Linked DNA regions of Homo sapiens: regions 1, 2 and 3 are each linked to region 4. A link is a contact called in ENCODE Hi-C or POLR2A ChIA-PET data. All regions are on one chromosome and are shown on one strand. Each heading gives the region's core, a stretch centred on a gene start or an enhancer-like site at or near the end of the contact. The rest is flanking DNA. Distances are from core to core; before and after follow the strand shown.

Region 1 (2,853 bases), core at 342-2,841, 470 kb after region 4:
GTGATGGGACTGGGACAATGTCTTTGTAGTTGTTAGTATTTTGGTCAGTATTTTTAAATAACTGGGTTTTTCTTTTCTCTGTTTCTTGCCGGTTAGCAAACCTATTTCTTTGGCCAGGCCTTGCCACTGCTGCACTGTTTCATTTTTTCTAACAGAACCTTGTCCTTATAGGTCAGGCAGGGTGACCATCATCTGCAAGCACTTTGTCCTCTCTGACTTCAAAACAACCAATTTATGATGACACGGACAAGTCAGGAGACTCAGAGCTAAAACGAACAGGATTTTGTAGATCTAATGAAGACTCTGTCAGGCCTCATTTTGATCTGGTTAATGAGGATCTGATTGAATTTGCCATCGTGAGGTCTTCTGGGCCAGTAAACGATTTCCCTTATTTTTCTGCACAGAAACAAGGATGAGGGCGAGTTGTCAGTGTAAGCATTTGTATGTCATAAGTTGTCAGACATCATGCATTTGGTGGATGATTTGCTAGGTCATCTCAGAGAGATCATTTAATCTTCTTGTGTTTTAGTTGTTTACATCTGTGAAAGCATAATTACACATATGGGGCTTCCAAGGAAAGTTTTATTAGTGAAAATATGTAAGGTGTATTAATTTGAGGGGCTTTTGCAAAAGAGCTTTGCATCACTTTTTGCTAGACAAAGTGTCATCTTGAGGCGGTATAGAAATTCGATGGCAAGATAGTCTGAGAAAAAGTGCTTGCCAAGGAAATATCAGATCTGAAGGAAGGGAGGGGTCATTCCTGGTATTCCATGCATTTGGAGGTGACTTCTGACAGGGCTTGTTGGTACAGTATTTTCTCTGAGAGAAAAACTGAAATCATAAGAACACCATTTGGGAGCCCAAATTCAATGTATCCACAATTAAAAAAGACAAATTCTTATATGCTCAGCTTCAGATTATGAATTACCAATAACATCTTGATGGTTTTGTTCTTTTGCTTTGAGGGGACTTTGGTGCTGAAAACACTCAAAACTCTGCTTTTCACAGGCAGCACGTAAACAACAGCAAACCTGGAAGATGTTAGTCCTTCAAGATGTGCAGGTTAGCACACTCTGGTTTCATTGTACTCTCTTATGATCCAGTAGCCTCAGATCCCCCAGACCAGGTATACTTTTATAAATACATACAGAACCAATCAATATTTATTTTTGGGTCACTAAAACTATTCTAGCAAATTCCTTAATAAGGTCTCTAGATGAAAATACATCTGAAACCAAAGAATAGTTTTGCTTTCACAACTTCCAGTTCCGATATTTTAAAACACTGATTTAAACCTTTTCATATGTAACAAGTGAGACTCGGGGGGGAACCCTGTATTTCACCTTGCTGCTTACCCACTCTCTTTCTCCTCCTTCCTCCACCCCCTTGAAACTGCAAGCATGAATTCTGTTGCTTTCATCTGTGTGAATTTCCCGTTGGCAGTGCCCCAACTCTCGGAATCATTCTGTTTCCCCCAAGGGAATCAGCAGATGTTCCTTGTGTGATTGATGTACCGTGTGCTGTTCGGCTTTGCCTGGGCTTGTCCACGTGTCCTCCAAAAATGTAAACAGAGGCGCTGCAACTGTGCCTCAAAGTGGCAGGCAGGGCGGCAAGTCGGTAACAAAACCAAACAAATGCAGGAAATGTTGCTCCTTCCTGCAGTATGTGCAGGAGGGTGGCTCTCTCATGATACAGTTCTAGCTGTAGTATCTGAACAAGGTGGGTTCTATGGTGTAAAAAGTCACTTGTTAAGTGCTGTGACAATTTGTCAATCTGTGTTACTTCACACTGAAAAAATTCCCAGCAATGTCATTTCTGCCAGTATCACGGGAAATAGTTATGTAGTTAAAGTTTTAAAAGCTAAGTTCACTGCATATTGTTTATAATAGTTCAAAAGTGGGATGGAATTAAATGTGTAACAAGAATTTGGTTAAAAAAATCATGATATGTGTCTGTTTATATCTCTTCCAGATATATCTATTTTTACCATTTAAAATGAGGGTGTAAAACAGTGGCCTTAAAAATTTTTGATTGTGGGCACCCTTGGGGAGCTCAATAAAAGCTGTGAACCATCTCCCTAGAAAAATCTCCATATGCTCAACATTTTCATGTAATATAAAGAGATTTAAACAGGAACCTGTCTATCACTCAAAGGTTAAGAACTCCTAGTATTAAGAATTTAGTAGAAATAATATTTAATAATTTAGATATATGGAGTAGTGGAACAAGCAAGTTATAAAAGTATGATTCAGCCAGGTGCAATGGTTCATACCTGTAATCCCAGCACTTTGGTTGGCCAAGGCGAGAGGATCACTTGAGCCCAGGAGTTTGATAACAGCCTGGGCAGACTCTGTCTCTACTAAAAAAAAAGAACTAGGTGTGGTGGCAGCATGCACCTGTAGTCCCACATACTCTGGAGGCTGAAGTGGGAGGATTGCTTGAGCCCAGAAGTTCAAGGCTGCAGGAAGCCACTGCACTCCAGTCTGAGAAACAGAGCCAGCCCCGTGCCTCAAAAAAAATAAATAAATAAAAATAAAAAAAAGACTATGATCACATTTTTGTAAAAATAACCCCACCATATATAGTTAAAAAAAAGGGGTGGGGGCTTTGAAAAGCTGAACATTTAGATGCTAATGATGGCTTCTCTGGGGATGATAAGTTTTCTCTGCAAGTCTTCTTTTCTCTTTCCCTTCCTCCCTCCCTCCTTTCTTCTTCTCTTTCTTCATTCATGTCTCCCTCTCTCCCTTCTTCTCCTTGTTTTCCCTTATTTGTATCTTCTAACTTTTCTACAATTAAACAAAAACTACCTTTATGAAAAGAAATATGTCATGTAAGTTTGTTTTAATTAAACAA
Region 2 (3,129 bases), core at 244-2,743, 440 kb after region 4:
GATCCTCTATTTAGTTTCACTGACTTCTGCTACTACTTATGGGCTCCACCAGCTATTTGATTCAGGAGTCTAAGAGAGACTTGAATTGGTTGTGGAGGGGAAGAAAACTCTGAGCAATTATAGATTCTAAATTAACCTTAGCTTCCAAATTCTCTCTTTCAAATATTTTGATCCTGTGACATTATACTCATCCTCAAAGTGAGCCACAGTCTTTTCCAGTGGATGCATCTCTTGTATCACTTAACATGACTAGCCATTAGAGAAGTTTCTTTGTGTTCAGTTAGATACTAGAGACTCCATGCATCTCATGACCATGCACTCTTTCTGTAGTAAGTAGCTAGAGAAAGCAGCAGGGTAGTATGTTGCTTATCAGAGAAGTTAATATATCCATCTTCTCTCCCCTCATTTCTTTTGCTCAAATGAAATTTGGTATTTTGATAACTAAGACACAATTTTACTTATATCTATATTTTGATAACTGGACACACTTTTACTTACATCTATACTAAAATTTGAATATCAGTTATGGGGATTTGCTAGCAATTATGCCAACAAAATAGTAGAATGACATCCATGCATATCAAAAAAGCACAACTGACATATTTAGAAACATCTCCTATTAATCCAGGTTCATTTCAACCTGAATTCTATTTAAAGTCATGAAAAAAAAGCAAGACACAACAATTATTTAATCCGAAATGTGATGTACAGTAATGATTCTCTTTCATCCTAGGACAACACATTTCATACGTGTAAGTGACTAAAGGGCAATGACTCTTTATGGATTTTCCCTTTGGTGACCTTTACAAAAAGTCTAAGGTAAAGTTCTAACTCAGTTCATTCTACCTCCCCCTCACTGCTCTAAAAGAAGTATTGGGGAGGTGTCATTTCTACAAATCAAGTTCTGACTCAGTGCCAAAAAATTTTTAAGGAACAGAATTCTATATGCAGATTGCCTAGCCCAAGACAACTTTATAGTCACCAGGACATTTTTTTTGGAGGTGGGAGGGTGCAGTTCTCTGTTAAATTTTATTATTACATAAAACATAGCCTCTTCTCTTTTTTTTTCTGTACTTGAAAAAGCAGAAACTTTTTGTCATCACATAAACTTATGGAGTCATAGAATCTTAGGATTGTAAGGGACATTATAATGTAGTCAACATTAGAAATCAGCTACTTTAAACTCTTGCTAAATGCTCCCACTCCCCAACTCTGCTGTATTTTTTTTTCCTTTAGCTGAGAATTGATTTAAGGGAATGCAAGATTCTGTGAATGCCTGAACTCTGTTTCATGTCCTACTTCTGTCTTCCTCTGCAATTTGTTTAAATGACTTTGCCAGGAGGACTTTCCAGAGGTGGGGTTTTGTTCTTGAACTCATGTGAGAACACATTCGTGCCCTACATTCTGAGGGGAGGTGATCTCGGCGGGGATTTTTTTGCTCATGGAAGAAAAATATATGAGCGCATTTTTTTCTACTGGGCACAGCTGGTAGTTCCCTACTGACTGGTGTTTGTTTTGAAGTCACGTGGCAAAGGGGGTTTCTGCCAATGTTTACTCATTACACATTCAAATATGACACCCTGACGCCCATTCACAGTAGAACTTCAATGTTGCTATCCAATTCTCTTGCCAGAAACGGAAAGTTTATTCCCAGAGTGAAAGTTGCTCTCTTCGCAAATGCAGAGGGTTTAGTGCTCAACAGTGATAGTTGAGAATTGTTGGTTTTTAAATATTAAATTTATTGAATTATTTAATTTTTACATGATTTAAGTGGACTGCTTGGCTCATTATACCTAAAATAATTCTTAGTCAGTACCGCATTTATTAAAGAATAACTTTATGCTACAAGGAAGGGAGGCTGACAACCACTTTATACATTACTACCCTGATATAACTGAAATAATTTTATGCCTATTTGGGGCCCCTCCCTGTGAAAGGATGATACACACCTGCCATATTGCATGTGGGCAATGCTGTGACTTGCTTTGGCCAATGAAATAAGGGTGAAAGCCACTTTCTATCAGAAGCCCTAGAAGCCAGTGTGAGGTCCATCAATTGCACTTTTCACACTGCCACATTACTGGCAATGATCCAGATAGAGGCTGTTCTGTCCGCTAAGTCCTGGAGTAAACACAAAGCAGACCAAACCCACAGCAGACAAGGAACATGAACAAGAAATCAATCTTTATTATAGTGAGCTCCTGAGATCTGAAGGCCATTTATTACTGCAATACAATCTAATACAACCTAGCTCATTCTGACCAATGAAGATTGTACATTGGAAAGAGCAGAAAGATCCTAAGATAAATCCTGGTTCTGCCATTAAATAATGATGTGAACTTGGACATTTGGAAAGTACCAATGACTTTGACAACTTGAACCTCAGTTTCCTCTTGTGAGAAATGGACATAATAACCATTCCCTTCCTGATCATACAGAATGGTATGGGGCTAAAATCTCATCATTTATGTTGTAAATAGTACACTGGAAAGAACTATTGCCTATATAAAAGTAAGGCACTAAAATTATAATTTCCTTTTTTAGTGAGTCGCGTGTACTGATCTTCACCTCTTTTCAACTTTCTAGTAAATAGATGTTCTGAAGTGTATCCTCGTTATAAAGTTTTAGAAGTAATCAAACACAGATAGTCATACTTTCCCGAGAATGGCACTCCTGACTATAGTGGACCATTCTTTTTTAAAAATCTAGCTTTGAGATGAATGGATACACGTGGAGTGCTGCTGAGACATATGGACACTTGCCTGGCCAGGCCAATCTGCCCGATTATCTTTTCTGAGCCATGAGCATATCATGTTCTGGCCAAACTGCTTTTGCATTCTGAAAGAACATTGTAACAGACAGAGAATACTGTTATTTATTTTACCAGGAAGAATTAGATAGTGAAAAGAGCATTAGCTTTAGAAACAGGCAGACTCAGCCCATAGTAGTCACTCAATAAATATTTGTTGAATAAATAAACAATCAGTTCAAATCTCACCAACGATTTCTAACTGTGTGGTCTTGTGCAAGATATTTAACCTCTCTGAGTGTCAATTTTATTATAATTCCTACCTTAAAAAGCTTTTTTTCTTTAAAGATTAAGGAAATGGTAGATGTACAAGGTCTATC
Region 3 (3,161 bases), core at 149-2,648, 510 kb after region 4:
GGGGTTTTGCCTTTGTTTTCTCTAAGGAATACAAAAGTCAGACTTGAAAAAAAGGAGGTTTAGGGAATTCTGTCACTATTTTCCTAATTTCCAGCAAATGCTAATTCTGATGTTGTTTTTTTGATTTTTAGTGGCCTTTAGAGAATTCTTGGGGTTGAGGGTGGGTAGGAAGCGGATTGAGGATGGGGGAGAGTTCCTATCTGATGTCTGACCAATGAATTGTTAGATAAACTAGTCATGTAGAAAACAGCTTGATTTATCTAAGAGAGATAATAGTGACTCCCAGGATCCAGCCTGCCCTGTAACAACCCAGAGGACTTCTTTCCTGAGGTTTACAGAATACACTGATTGGTCAATCAACTAGATGTAGTAAATATGTAAAAATTATATTCCAAAAATTTTGTAAAAATAGTAAAATAAGTACATATTTTTGGAAGAGTATGTGGGGAAAAAGTAATGCAGAGGAAAAAAAAGAAGGGAGAAAATATGGGCCAAGGTGCTGCTTTCAGAATCAGACACATGTGGATTAGATTCCAGTGTTAGTTGTTGTATGCCCTTGGGTAGTTATGTCACATTTCTAAGCCAATGTTGTCATCTGTTAAATGGGAACAATGTCTCCCTCACATGGCTATGGTAAGGGTTTGCTAAAGTATTTATTTTACAGTCTGTAAAAGGATTCAGAAAAATGCTTGATATACAGTAGCTGCTAACACAATACATCTGAGATAATAGTATTACATTGCTGGCAGCAGAGAGTGGTAGCCACTAAGTATATTTTTTTCTGGACATGCAGTCCTGACTTTGAACCCCTTTTGGTTTGAGGCAGAATTACTGCTATTGGCATTTCTAGCACTAAGTCTACATGATATTTTAAAGAATTTGTTGAGAGCTCTTAAATTATTACTATTATTATCAAGAAATAGATTTGTTATGTCTGTTTTCTTGATTTATTAACTGAAATTCTGTAATCCTTGCCTTAAGCTTACAAGCGTTCTTAGTTTGATTTTTAAAATACCCTCAGAAACCATTAATGTTCACAAGAAATAAGAAATCTTTGCAATAATATTTCATTGTATCATCGTACTTTTTCTTTCCTGAAAAACCAATGAAGAATGGCAGTTTTATAGGTAAAACAGTAGTTAGCCTTTATATGGATGACATTTTCCCAAAAGCCTAGAAAAATTTCACATTTGCAGAAAAATACTCTGTTCCCATATTAAATCTGATTAAAATTCAAATCTATATTAACATCTCATAACTTTTTGAAAAAAGTGAATGCCACACTTAATGGAAAATGCTCACTGTCTGTCCTCACTGCTTTTGTGGGCTTCCTAGCAAGGCTGTACTGGGATCCAGGAGGGCTGGATCACAGCTACATCCTTGTTAAAACAGTCAACCGGCATGAATGTTGGCCTTTAGTTTTTCCTTCCTTTCCCCTCTCCCATCCCTACATTGTTTCAGCTGCCAGCTCCCTAATATTTTTTTCTGAAGCAAGGGAAAGGAAAGGGCAAAAATGACTTAGAAAGAATAACATTTCTTTCTATGGACTTAAATAGAACATTCAACGCAAAACATCCTGTGTTTTCTTTTAGTTGATGACACATTGACTGTAGGAATGAATGAACTAAAAACCAGGGCTTGATTTTCAAATGGGGGTTATTTTAGTTGCATACTACCTGATCAAGAGAAAGTTGTTCAACTATTTTAAATTATAACCTGTTGGTTTCTCCTCTGTACTCCTGATCTCCTTATCTTGCTGTGCGTTTCTTTTCTCCATTTTACATATCACCTTCTAACATGTGTTTATTATGTTTTTTGTTTATTTTCCCACTCTCCTGGCCATGATGGAAGTCCATGAGAGCAAGCATCTTTGTCCGTTTGGCTCACTGTTGGATTCCCTGTTTTAAAAATATCACCCGGCCCAGCGTAGGTGCTCAATAAATATTTGCAGCATGAATTAATGAAATAGTTTCTTTCTCAGTGTCTTTTTCTATACAATTATGCAGAATATAACTGGTACAAATATGGTACAAAAACATCTTATAAATGTGCGCTTATACCTAGTAGATACATTTGAAAGTACAGCTCTGCTGGGAGTGTACATATCTTAGTTGGTGAAGAAGAGATAATAAAAGAGTTAGATTAAAAAAAAAGCACTTTGTCACTCTCTATTCTCTTATTTACTCTGCTTTATTTTTCTTTGAACCCTGAATCTTAATACCCAACATAATATATTTATTTGCTGATTGTCTACTTCCCCATACTAGAATGTAAGCTTTTTAAGGACAGGATCTTGTGTGTTTTGCTCACTACTATAGCCCCATTCCTTGGACTCATGCCTGATACAGAGTAAGCACCCAATACATATTTATTGAATGAATAAATGTATGTTTGAATGAGTGTGTTTGTTTCAGACTGTATTCATGTCTGGCTCTTGCTCTATATACAGACTCTTTGGAATGATCGTTCACTAAGAGCTTGGTACTGTTGAGGTGGATGATGGGTGGGGAGATAAAGGGAAGAAAATGACCAAGATTATACTAGTATTTTTAAATTTTTTTATTAATTGTGAAAAAGATGTCTCAATCATTATATATGTAGTATAGTGTGAGCCTAGGGACGGTGGTTTGGGTCCTGAAACATCCACCTATTTTCAGAATGAACTAAAATAATTTCTTAGTTTCTTGATGTCACATTTTCATTATTTGTAAAATTAAAACAATGTTACCTTACCCAGGGCTATAATGGGAGAATAGAGAGGCACTGACACATCGAAGTTGGTCAGTAAATATTAGCTATCATCATCATCATCATCATCATCATTATCAACATCATCATCCAAGGGTTGGTGAACTATAGCTGGTGGGCCAAATCTCTCCTGTGGTCTGCTTTTATAAATAAAGTTTTACTGAACACAGTGTATTAATTTTCTTATTGTCTCTGGCTGCTTTTACATTACAACAACAGAATTGAGTCATGCCTTGCAAATCCTAAAATATTTGCCCTCTCATCCTTGATAGAAAAAGTTTGGAAACCTTCATCTAGAAAGTGGTCTAGCAAAGTGTGGTCCATGGATGAGTTTGATCTGCAAACTGCTTGTTATTGGTTCATGACAAGGTGAGTACAGAAACTGTGAATAATTATTTAGAAACTTATATAAC
Region 4 (2,898 bases), core at 334-2,833:
CCCCTGAAAGCACTAGCTGGCACCTCACCCTGAAACCAAATCGCCCTGTCTCCATGGGGGCTGGGGACAGATTTAGTTTTGTAACAACACAATGAAGTATATTTTTAACAAATAAACACAATCTTGGCAGAAGCATAGGCATCTTTAGCCAGTAAATACTTCGTGCACTTGTGCTCAACTTTCCATATCCCCTACATCCCCCAGCCATCGCCCCACAAATGAAATGAAAGCTGGGAAAAGAAGTAAACTATCACAAATTCATTAAATCAGAAAAGATGTCTGTGGCCTCACTTTACAACCAAATATTACCTCTCCTTCTGAGTGGCCACTGTCTAAACAACCCTCGGCAATTTTATTTGCATTTCCTGGCCTTGACTCTTGCTTAATAGCTGGTGCTGTTTGTATTTAATCACTATTTTCTGAACTCTGTCTCTTGTCCATTTCACCTTTTCTCAAAACAAGCCCAGCCTGCACTTCTGGGAAATTATAGTGCCAAATCTTCAAGGCAGGTTAAGTAAAGAGCCGAGCTTGGAAAAGCACAAATCGTTTTGGAATATCTGGGTGTCAATGTCCAGGATTCTTGGGGACCAATGACGAGCAAGATTCAGGAACACAGCCAGTTTTTCTTAGCATTTTGTCCAGGCCCATGCTGGGAATTCGCAGCTGCTGTGTGTCGGCTCAGGGGAGATTTATTGGGAAAGAGTGAGTTTTAGTTAATTCCAGCAGCTCGTGAAAGCCACATATGACTGTCACCCAAGGGTCCAGATTACTCTCTCCAAGGGAGAGATAACTGTGAGGGAGAAGTGAGAAGAGGATGCTGAACGCAGGAAAAACGAATGACGGAAGAGAAAGAACATTCATGTGGGATTCAGGCTGCAAACAGGGAAAATCCCAGAGAATGAACCCCTTCTCTTTTTCTGAATGCTACACCCCACTCCCTGTGGCTCCCAGCCTCTCATAATTGCAGTTTGGATTGGAGTGCTTCTCTTGGCTACTGAGTGTGATCACACTTAATTTCAAGTAGCAAAGTCCATTTCAACCCATATTTTCATACTGACAAGGTGAATCTGAGTAATAGCTGTATCGAGGCTGGTTTTGGAATGACTTGCCCTGTCGATGTGAGTATTTCTCTTAAAAAAGAGAATGTGTGTAATAGTTCAGAAATAACCTTTTGCTGTCCCTAGAATCACCTCAGGAATCCCGTGAAGAGCAGCTCTTTGAATTTGCTGGTCAGAAAAGATTATTGCCTCCAAATGTTGTCTCCTAGGTCTCGTTCACTTTATCTCTGTTTGGGTATTTCACCCCAGCATGTCCTAAGCTCTGTCAAAATCTCCAGCTTCTTTTCACTTTCCTGACACCTGGTTTAGAACCTAACTTAATTTTTTTTTTTTTTTGTCTTCCTTAGCTTCTGACTAAGGCTTTTTTGTGTTTCACTGGTTTTTAGATGTTTGAAACTGATTTCAGAGGTTTGGTTGTTCTTGAGTAATTTCAGAGACATGGTTCCTCATTGTATCAAGGGATGATTTTGCTCAATGAAGCCTGACTCTCAGAGGCGGAGGATGGCATAGCAGTTCCAGGTTTTGAGTTAGGACAGAAATAGGACAATGTCCAGGGGCACAGGGGAGCCATCTGCCTCCTTAGGCTCTTTACTTCTGTCTCATTACCTAGTTTTGTGTCCTGTGCACATTCCTGAGAGAGATGGGATGGACCACTGTTGGCTTAGATTGCTCAGGATCCACTCTCTGTATCTGGAAACACCTTTGAGGGAAGCACATGGCTGAAGGGAGGTGGGGTATAGCTGAACCAAATGGGAATTTGGTTAGGGAGGTCAAGATGGGGAATGGATGTTGGAAACAAGTAGCATCTGTAACACTGCTCTTTTGTGTCCTTCTTTAGAAACTTACAAACTCTCAATATTTTATTTTTTTTAATTAATTAATTTTTTTACTTTATTTTTTGAGACAGGATCTTACTCTGTCACTCAGGCTGGAATGCGGTGGTGCATTCACAGCTTGTTGTAGCCTTGACCTTCTGGACTCAAACAATCCTCCTGCCTTAGTCTCCCAAGTAGCTGGGACTATAGGCACATGCCACCATACCTGGCTAATTTTTTTTCATTTTTTGCAGAGTCAGGGTTTCACTATGTTGCCCAGGCTGGCCTTGAACTCCTGGGCTCAAGTGATCCTCCTGCCTCAGTCTCCCAAAGTGGTGGGATTCCACCACTCAGGATTTTAATTGCCTATTGCCTCTATGCAGATGAACCTCAAATCATTATTTTTGGCTAAGGCCCCTTCTGCTCTCTAGCTACACATTCACTTTCAATGTTGTTACCTCTAATCCAACTTATATGATTGATATTCATCTTCTTTCATCTTACTCACTTCACTCAAACTCGGTCCTTCTGCTGACTTCCCTATTCTGTTTATTGTAGCACCTTTTTTTTTTTTTTTGAGATGGAGTCTTGCACTGTCACCAGGCTGCAGTGCAATGGTGTGATCTCGGCTCACTGCAACCTCTGCCTCCCAGGTTCCTGCGATTCTCCTGCCTCAGCCTCCTGAGTAGCTGGGTTACAGGCACGTGCCACCACGCCCAGCTAATTTTTGTATTTTTAATAGAGATGGGTTTCACCATGTTGGCCAGGATGGTCTCAAACTCCTGACCTCGTGATCCACCCACCTCAGCCTCCCAATGTGCTGGGATTACAGGTATGAGACACTGCGCCTGGCCATATTGTAGCACCATTCTTATAATTATTTAGACTTACTCTTCATAACCTCACCTTCCGTATGCCTATATTAATCTAGTCACCAAACCCTAATGACTCGTTCCTGGAGGAATTACTCTCATTCCTCTCTTTCTTTCCATTTTTGTTGTCACCACTCAGTTTAGACTCCTATC

Evidence for each region. A loop is a pair of places that touch in the nucleus more often than their neighbours do. ChIA-PET counts read pairs that join two places held with the same protein, here RNA polymerase II (POLR2A). Pooled maps may share reads with other maps.
Region 1: a loop to region 4 is called in a pooled map, with 4 times the contacts of the local background. The contact joins two enhancer-like sites. A Hi-C loop is called at or near these places in 3 of 37 single-sample maps with no recorded cell type and 8 of 50 pooled maps. POLR2A ChIA-PET finds 5 or more read pairs at or near these places in 2 of 52 experiments (H1 and activated T-cell).
Region 2: a loop to region 4 is called in a pooled map, with 10 times the contacts of the local background. The contact joins two enhancer-like sites. A Hi-C loop is called at or near these places in 1 of 168 maps with a recorded cell type or tissue (posterior vena cava) and 9 of 50 pooled maps. POLR2A ChIA-PET finds 5 or more read pairs at or near these places in 1 of 52 experiments (activated CD4-positive, alpha-beta T cell).
Region 3: a map of B cell shows a loop between it and region 4 (2.3-fold over the local background). The contact joins two enhancer-like sites. A Hi-C loop is called at or near these places in 1 of 168 maps with a recorded cell type or tissue (B cell), 1 of 37 single-sample maps with no recorded cell type and 7 of 50 pooled maps.

Annotation. Positions count from the first base shown.
Region 1 is chr12:92,033,754-92,036,606 of GRCh38, reverse strand. The region is part of intron 1 of LINC01619 (long intergenic non-protein coding RNA 1619); the gene reads left to right. Among named protein-coding and RNA genes, the nearest start is that of LINC01619, 110 kb to the left of the region's middle. RefSeq lists enhancers at 1,307-1,616, 1,340-1,634. Within about 2 kb of position 1,591, at least 27 of the 41 ENCODE cell types and tissues checked have a DNase peak (open chromatin) inside an H3K27ac peak, as active enhancers do.
Region 2 is chr12:92,063,600-92,066,728 of GRCh38, reverse strand. The region is part of intron 1 of LINC01619 (long intergenic non-protein coding RNA 1619); the gene reads left to right. Among named protein-coding and RNA genes, the nearest start is that of LINC01619, 78 kb to the left of the region's middle. Within about 2 kb of position 1,493, at least 10 of the 41 ENCODE cell types and tissues checked have a DNase peak (open chromatin) inside an H3K27ac peak, as active enhancers do.
Region 3 is chr12:91,989,053-91,992,213 of GRCh38, reverse strand. LINC01619 (long intergenic non-protein coding RNA 1619) reads left to right here. Exons shown (of 5, transcript NR_132341.1): 3 at 3,021-3,117. Among named protein-coding and RNA genes, the nearest start is that of LINC02404, 120 kb to the right of the region's middle. Within about 2 kb of position 1,398, at least 2 of the 41 ENCODE cell types and tissues checked have a DNase peak (open chromatin) inside an H3K27ac peak, as active enhancers do.
Region 4 is chr12:92,501,321-92,504,218 of GRCh38, reverse strand. No RefSeq gene overlaps it. Among named protein-coding and RNA genes, the nearest start is that of LINC02397, 36 kb to the right of the region's middle. RefSeq lists an enhancer at 1,142-1,391. Within about 2 kb of position 1,583, at least 6 of the 41 ENCODE cell types and tissues checked have a DNase peak (open chromatin) inside an H3K27ac peak, as active enhancers do.